Regions from separate parts of the Mus musculus genome. Here all the other regions are linked to region 2. The links are chromatin loops, found by intact Hi-C in ENCODE. Cell type or tissue: left cerebral cortex. All regions are shown on one strand.

What was found. A loop is a pair of places that touch in the nucleus more often than their neighbours do. Peaks named below come from ENCODE experiments on the same cell type or tissue, not always from the same donor. Only the 100,000 strongest peaks of a DNase experiment are listed, where the experiment ranks them.
Region 1: it touches region 2 in a loop (2.3-fold over the local background); 5 of 42 quality-filtered maps call a loop at or near these places.
Region 3: it touches region 2 in a loop (4-fold over the local background); 5 of 42 quality-filtered maps call a loop at or near these places.

Annotation. Positions count from the first base shown.
Region 1 is chr5:65,019,107-65,021,606 of GRCm38, reverse strand. Fam114a1 (family with sequence similarity 114, member A1) reads right to left here. Exons shown (of 14, transcript NM_026667.3): 8 at 1-5. Gm32374 (a long non-coding RNA gene) reads left to right here and starts at 1,475. Exons shown (of 3, transcript XR_003955930.1): 1 at 1,475-1,509; 2 at 2,289-2,500. In left cerebral cortex, a CTCF peak has its summit at 1,465; DNase peaks (open chromatin) are centred at 64 and 1,654.
Region 2 is chr5:65,129,733-65,132,232 of GRCm38, reverse strand. Klhl5 (kelch-like 5) reads right to left here and starts at 1,002. Exons shown (of 11, transcript NM_175174.4): 1 at 457-1,002. The coding sequence starts at 836. LOC115490189 (a long non-coding RNA gene) reads right to left here and starts at 450. Exons shown (of 2, transcript XR_003955931.1): 1 at 1-450. In left cerebral cortex, no CTCF peak of the experiment used is centred here; DNase peaks (open chromatin) are centred at 456, 705 and 1,191; H3K4me3 peaks cover 1,554 bases; H3K27ac peaks cover 1,302 bases.
Region 3 is chr5:65,004,902-65,007,401 of GRCm38, reverse strand. It overlaps Fam114a1 (family with sequence similarity 114, member A1), which reads right to left. Exons shown (of 14, transcript NM_026667.3): 4 at 1,491-1,604; 5 at 1,259-1,368. The region is part of intron 2 of Gm32374 (a long non-coding RNA gene); the gene reads left to right. Among named protein-coding and RNA genes, the nearest start is that of Gm32374, 14 kb to the left of the region's middle. In left cerebral cortex, a CTCF peak has its summit at 1,302; DNase peaks (open chromatin) are centred at 978 and 1,217; H3K27ac peaks cover 1,210 bases.

The sequences.
Region 1 (2,500 bases), 110 kb after region 2:
TGAACCTGGAGAAAAATAAAAGGGAATAGAAAGAAAGAAATAGGTCACTTAACTGTCATCGTTTCTTCCCACGGAAAGCATTTACATATGGCTGCCTCCAGTTTTCCCAGTAGCTCCTGAGCGAGCCATAGTGTGGAGGTGGGGGGCAGGGGGTGGGGGGGCGTTTGGCTCTACTGCCCATTCACAGCGTGGGCTCCCAGGCCTCAGTCCTTCCCATTCAGTAGTTATTGCTGTTGCTGTTACATCTCAGTATATAGTTCAGATTGGCCTCGAACTGATTAAATAGTCCAGTCTGGTCTTGAACTTGAACTTCTCTTGCCCTGGCTTCTTCATTACAGTTACAGGCACGAGCCACCACACAGGACTAACTGTCTCCTTCTTAAAGCAGGATCTGTACTTCCTTGGGATCCTTGGTGTGGTAAACAATAAACATGAAGCAAGAGGCCCTGGTCAACAGTGGTGGTGGCAGGAACCCATTGATCACAGGGGTTAAAAACACTCCCTCCACACAGCTCAAATATCAGTTCCTCACTTGCTTACTGCTGACCTTGGGTAATTTACATTCCCATGCTTTGGCTTTATCTGAATAATCGGGACTGCTTACATTTACCTTTAAGGCCATTTTGGTCACTAAAGCATAAGAACTGACTTAAAACACTGTGTTGCTCAATAAATAAAAGATCTAACACATATGCATATATATGTATATATATGTGTGTATAAATATACACACACATACATATCTCTCTGTCTCTGTCTCTCTCTGTCTCTCTCTCTGTCTCTCTCTCTCTCTGTCTCTCTCTCTCTGTCTCTCTCTCTCTCTCTCTCTATATATATATATATATATATATATATATATATACATATGATTAGATTAGACATGACTTACACGGAGTTTACAAAAATGTCCAAGATACATTTTCATTTTCTGATAATTCATTGTCTAGAATGGTAGTTCTCAACCTGAAGGGGGATTGTATATCACATATCCTGCATATCAGATATTTGCATTATGATTCACAACAGTAGCAAAATTACAGGTATGAAGCATAGAAATAATTCTATGGTTGGGGTCACCACCACACTAGGAACTGGATTAAAGGGTCACGTTGTGATGAACGTTGAAAACCTCTGCTCTAGGGGAGGGAATCTCAAGACAGCCAGTATCAGACCTAATGGACATGGAGGAAGGGCACTGCAGTCAGCAGGAGGGAACAGTCACTGAACTGGGAAGCTGTGCAGGGAGAGCTTGGGAGAGGAGCCTCGGCTTGGACTGACATCACCTCTGCTCAGAGTCTCTCTTTGGAGAGTGCCCTCTGCATAGACTTCAAAACAAGTACAGATGGCCATCCTCTGAAGATTAATCTAAATTTCCAAATCGGTCACAGGTCATGGAACATCGTAATAAAAATGAGGCGTGACTGTAAAGCTGTTCATTTCTGGTTTCTCATTCTGCACTTCAAATTCTCCCTCTAGAGGGAGTACTAGCTGAGCTCCGTCCTCCTTGGGGTAGGTTTCACTGTCCATGTGTTAGTAAATTGGCACACCAGACTAGGAGTCAGCCAGGGCATCCGGGCTGGCAGGCTTTGTTTTCCTAAGGTTTACGCACATCACTGGGTGCTGTGCGCCTGCCCAAGGCTCTGGGAGGAAGCTTGGCAGGAAATCAACACAAAACCCATTAGCCATGCAGTTCGGCAGGTAGCAGAAATGTGCCCTGCTCTGTGGCTCCTGGCCAGCCCCTCTGGCTTTGGCCTTCTGAGAGCCTTCTTTTCACTTGCATGTTCCGGCTTCTCCCTCTTTAACTCTAGTCTGCTACAGCGGCGTGCACTGAATTGTAGTCGGACGCAAGAATTAATCATAATTAATCATGCATTCCTCACAAGGGTACACAGAGTGTCTTATGCCCCTTTCCCATAAAAATAAATTTTGAAAAATGCAACTGAGTGTAATGGAAACAAAATGATGAGATTTTCCCACTGATTATGTACCGCACTGCCAGGTCTGTCTTAGAATCGATCTGAAGCAACATCATTGATAATAATTCCTTTGTATTATTTATTCACTTATCTATTTATTGTGGCATGTGTGCTGCTGCTGCTGTGGTATGGGTGTGCATGCCACGATGTGGGTTCTAGGGTCTGAACTCCAGTTCTCAAGACTGTGGCACACACTTGAAACCACAGAGCTAGCTCTCCAGCGTCAATACTTCCTTCCCTTTCTCTTGTAATGTTTGAGGTTCAGCCAACGAAATATCAGCGGATACAACGAGCATCCTTTCTTGTCCACAGCTTTCAAATGGGAGTGTCCTCTCTGTTTCCTCGGGCTGACGGGACTCAGAGGACCACAGGCATCAGGTCATGGTGACATCCAATACATTTTAAAGACCTGGACACAGGGGCCGCTGCAGAACACATGGGATACTTCCCCTTCTAGAACACTCTCCAGGTTACTGAGTGGGCCTCTTTCCCATGCTGTGCTGAGACCAGTGTGAACCTAGAAG
Region 2 (2,500 bases):
GAACTACAGTGTATCTCTTTTTATAGAACCTTTCATTTTTATCAAATTAAAACGACTCCACAATCTATTATAACCCAAAATACCACAAGGATTTATACTGTAGAAATGTCTCATAGTTTTAGTGTAAATACAGAAGCCGGATGAATACAGCCAGGCAACACCGTATAAAACTGCTGCTACATACTATTTTCAAGGCAGTGTCAGATCTATACATGAAATGCAAGGTATTTCAAAATGAAAGCTATTTGGTGCCTTTAAATTTCACAGAATTAACGAGACATTTCCCAAATCCTAGCAAACCTACGTATCCATACCAAGATGCCATTCATGTAGGCAGTTCACGGGAAGCAGATGTACGGACAACCACAGAGATAAGCTAGTAAATAGTCAGTTATTCTCCACTAGCATAGAGCACACACCCCGCACCCCGTCTCTGACAGTAAGAGAATAATCAACCTGCTCGAGCTGGAATCAGATTCATTTTCCTCTTCACTAGTGCCATCGTCCACTTCTGGTCTCTCCAGCCAGTGTGCACCAGCACAGCCTTCTGCTGTAAACTCAAATGCAGGGACATCTGAGGTGGATGCCATTGGCCAAGAAGGTGAATTCTGGAAATCCAGTTGGCTGGACCTTCGGTAACCAATGGAAGCCAAAGGCAATTGTAGGTTACACGGATCTAAAAACTTTCTCCCACCGTTTGCTCCGGTCTGTCCTCGGTTCCAAAATTCTCCCTGCTGGCTGTCAACGGAAGAGTTAGACGATGCTTGATGGCCAAACCACCTCCACCTGATTTTCAAAATCTGTTTCACGTCAAACTCTTTGCGAGAACCAGACATCCTCAGAGAAACCGAGTGATCGTCTAGGCAACGGGCAAAAAACACGGCGCACAGATTTGTGTATCCAACCAAGACAAGAGAAGTATATTCCCTGCTGTACCCAAAAAATAGCTTTAAAAGAAAACAAATCGTTCAAATATATATCTCCATTTACTTTCATCCCAATATATCAGACTATGAAGAACAAAGGGTAATGAATAAAGATGAACGCGGTGGAACACTCCGCTCGATCGGAGCAAACTCTGATCCACCTATCCTGAAGCAGCCCCAGCACTTTCCCTGCTCCCCTTCCCATCCAGACCCTGGACTCGCACAAACACTGACAGCATTCATTAAAGTCCTTTCAAATGCAGAACACCACCCCCTTCTCTGAACCACAAATGACAGAGACTGAGAGCACTATCCCCGCTGCAGAATCAAATCGCAGCCTTTATTGCTCGGTGCATTAACTCTTTTATGGCTGAAACAAGAGCCGTTAACGCAGAGCATTTTCCTTTGTACTTAAAAACCACTTTTCCACCAGCAGTGGTTCCTGCTTTTAAACCAAGTTCTTAGGTGAGTTCTTAGTTCATATCACAGAACACATTTTCTAAAAAGCATTTTAAATGAGATTTGAGGATTCTTGAGCTGTGTTGGGTGGGGATGAGGAGGAGGGTCTAAGCTGGGGCTCTGGACTGGTGGCCACTATCCTCCTGTCTCCTCCCTCTCCTCCCAGGATGCACAGTGACATCCTTGGTTAAGAGTTCATTTGAACAAGGGATAATGAGAAAAACTAGACGAAAAAGTTTGAAAACTACAATGGACCAAAATATGTCAGTACTAACTCTTTAAAAGGGATACCCTGACACCAATATCACTCACTCTAATTCAAACAGGGCTGCTTCCTCCAGTTTGACACCTAGATTTCCTATTGGAGAGGGATGGTGGGGCTCAAGGCTTAAGATTCCTTAGCTGCAGAGAGCACTGGACTGTGGCCTCTGTGGCCAACAAGACAGAGCAGTGCTGTGGACATGCTCACTGCAAATTGATAAGGAGAAAAAAATTAAAATTTAAAATACTAAAGAGTTACTTTGAGTATTCTAGTAGGCGTGGTGGAAGACAGGAATATACACATACTGATGTCTAACCTCCAGAATGAATAAATACAGTCACTGAAGTGAATAAAAGCACTGATTAGTCAAAATATAAAATATTATAATAGTGTAATATTAAGAATTTGTGATTTTAAAGTGCAGAACAGAATTTAGATGTTCAGTACTGAACCCCCTGTCAAATAATTTCACATAAAGCTGTTTTGACATTGGCTGAAAAGTCTGTTTTGGAGACTTTTGGCACAAAAATACCATGAGGCCTGTAGCTTAACCTCATGTGGCCCCTAGAACTAAAAACTGTTCAGAAAAAACAGAATAAGAAGCATGAAAAGCCGCGCAGAGCTCTGTACTGGCACTGTGGGGGACCTCCAATCAGCTCCCTTAGCGCCTGGGTAGGAATGGAACACTGACAAGGAGGGGTTCCGTCAGCTAGCCATACCTGCTTAACTTTAAGAACAGGAGAAAGTTAGGTGAAGGAAGGAGACAAAACGTCCTGAGCACAAAGTCAAGGTGACACCAAGTAGGGTGCCTGGGAGATCGACGCTTTGGAGCTTTAGTGTGGTGGGAGCATGC
Region 3 (2,500 bases), 120 kb after region 2:
TTACTGCGTGAACTTGGTGACCTGAGTTCTAGTCCCAGAACCCCACATAAAGTGGAAGGGGAGAGGTGACTCCACAAAGTTGCCCTCTGACCTTCACATGATCTAGATGCCATGGTATAGGTGCCCTCTCACCATATGCACACACAATAATAGATCATGTAAAAAATAATTTTTAAAAAAGGGAGCAGTGAGAAGCCATGGGTTTGCTTTTTACACCCGAGTTACAGAGAGAGCTTCCCCCACTCTCATGGGTGGCCTTGAACAGCTCTGCGTTGTGACTCTTAACACTTGGTGTGCCTCCTTCTCCCTATCCAGTCTTCCTTTACTCCTGGCACTCTTTTGTCCCAACATATGGGTAAGATAACCTACGGGGCCATTCACAATCCCCTCCTTTCCCATAATGCATCACACACCATTGTTAAACCGCCTTAATATGGCAAGACATAGCATTAGCCTATATGGCCAGAGTCTGGTGAGGCTCCTCACACACAGTAAGGGTCAACTGTCTCTCTTTAATATAACAAATGGATAAATGACTAAAAAGGGCACGAGCCCATATTTCTAGAAAATATAGTTAGCTTGTTCTACATAGTAGACTCCTGTCTTCCTGGTGCTAAGGACCTGCTGACTTCCTCTTCTCACTGTGGTACCTCTGCTTCCTTTCAATGTTTATCATCAATAGCGAGCTTCCTGGAGGAGTGAGATGGTTGAGTATCTGTCTTTAAAAAAAATCAATTCAACTTAAATAAAAAGGAATAAACAAACAATGGAAAAATAAGACTTTCAGGTGTACGTTTAGGGTTCTGCAGGGAAAGGGGCTGTAGGGATCAGGAGGGAGGCTATGGCTGGGTTGGTCTCTGAGTTATTCTCCCTGAGTCATTACTAGTCCTTTTTTGCTTTGAAGGATTTCCAATTTTAAGAGAACTGAGACCTGATCCAGGAAGAACAGCTGTCCCAGCTCCAAGTTCCCTCCCTCACCTAAATGCCGTCCTTGAAGCAGCTAGAAGGGACACTGTTAGATCAGATTGGAAAAAAAATCTTCTAAACCACTCTCTTCTTTTAAACACAGACTGCATTTCATCTTGCCCTTATTATTTCAGATCCAAGGTTATAGCTACTCTGTAGCAGAAAGCATAACAAACTGGAATCCAAAGTCAGGAGTGAGGCAGCCTTCTCTCTGATGTATCTAGGTCACAAGCTGCAAAGATCAAAAGAACTGAGCCACTAGGGAAAACAGGGGAGGCCTCTAGGGACTCACCGTGTTTTGAACCACATTGGTGAGGGCTGACAGCATGCCTCTCGACCCTGCCGCCCCTGGTGGAGGAGGAGTGTGGGGGCCTCTGGCAGGGTCCTGATCTGGAGTCACATCTGTCATGGCAAGAAATAACACCCTGGTTAGAATGCATTTTGCTGATCTGAACTTGGGCTTTTCCCCACTGTGTAGTCATGCACACGGGTGTAACAAAACACCAGGCGAGCACGCCACTCACTTCCAGAGATTCCGTTTTCAGCATCAGTTGGGGCCCCTTCGGGAGATGCAGAATTGGCACTGTGGATTCGTAGGGTTGCCCCTGCCTTTTCTTTGACTGCTGTTAATCCATGACCTGCAAGGACATAAATATATAGTTCACAGAGACATTACAATCTGCACAGTCTGTGACCCTAGACTAATCTCACAAGACCATCTGGACTGCGGGGTTCTACCCTGAATGGCAGCAATGTGTTCAGATTCCCTGTGGTAGGATCCAAAGATGAACTCAGCATGGTCAGGCTGAGTGGCCTTAAAGCCACTCTCTTTTGTGACTCAGTTTCCTCACTATGTTCCCAGACCCCTTTTGGCTTCTGCCATGGTGGCTGTTTTTAACAGGGAAACTCCAAACTCAAGTCAGCGTCTTTGAAAGGCATGTCTTCATCCTGTTTTCTAAAGTGTCATATGGCTGATCAATCGTTCTCTTGTGGTCGCTGTTGGCTTTTTGAAGTCCTAGCACATGGCAGGTGCTCAGTTAACATGGGCTGGATTGAAGTCAGATGACCTTCAATACGTTCCTATGTATAAACCTATGTATAATATGTTCCTAGGATTATATGTATGGTGGCATATAATCCTAACACTCAGGGGGCTGAGGCAGGAGGATGGCAAGTTTGAGTCTAGCCTAGTCTGCATAAGATTCTAGGTCAGTGTGGGCTACTTAGCAAGATCGTGTCTCTAAACAAAACAAAGCCCTCCAAACAAACAAATAAAAAAATAACACTACAGTTCCTCAAACGTACACCATGAAAGGTCTTGAGCTGACAGCTCTAAATCAAAGGGTCACTCAGTGGGGAAATTGGGAAGGAGTAGCAGTCCAAAGTAGGCTGAAGGTCACGGACTCCATCAGACTAATAGCACCTGTATTTCCAAGAAGGGACAGTCTTTATTTCCAAGACACTGGCACAGTTGGGATTCGGTAAGGAGTACAGAGCAGACCTTCCCACTCATTGGGTAAAAACCAACCCTTGA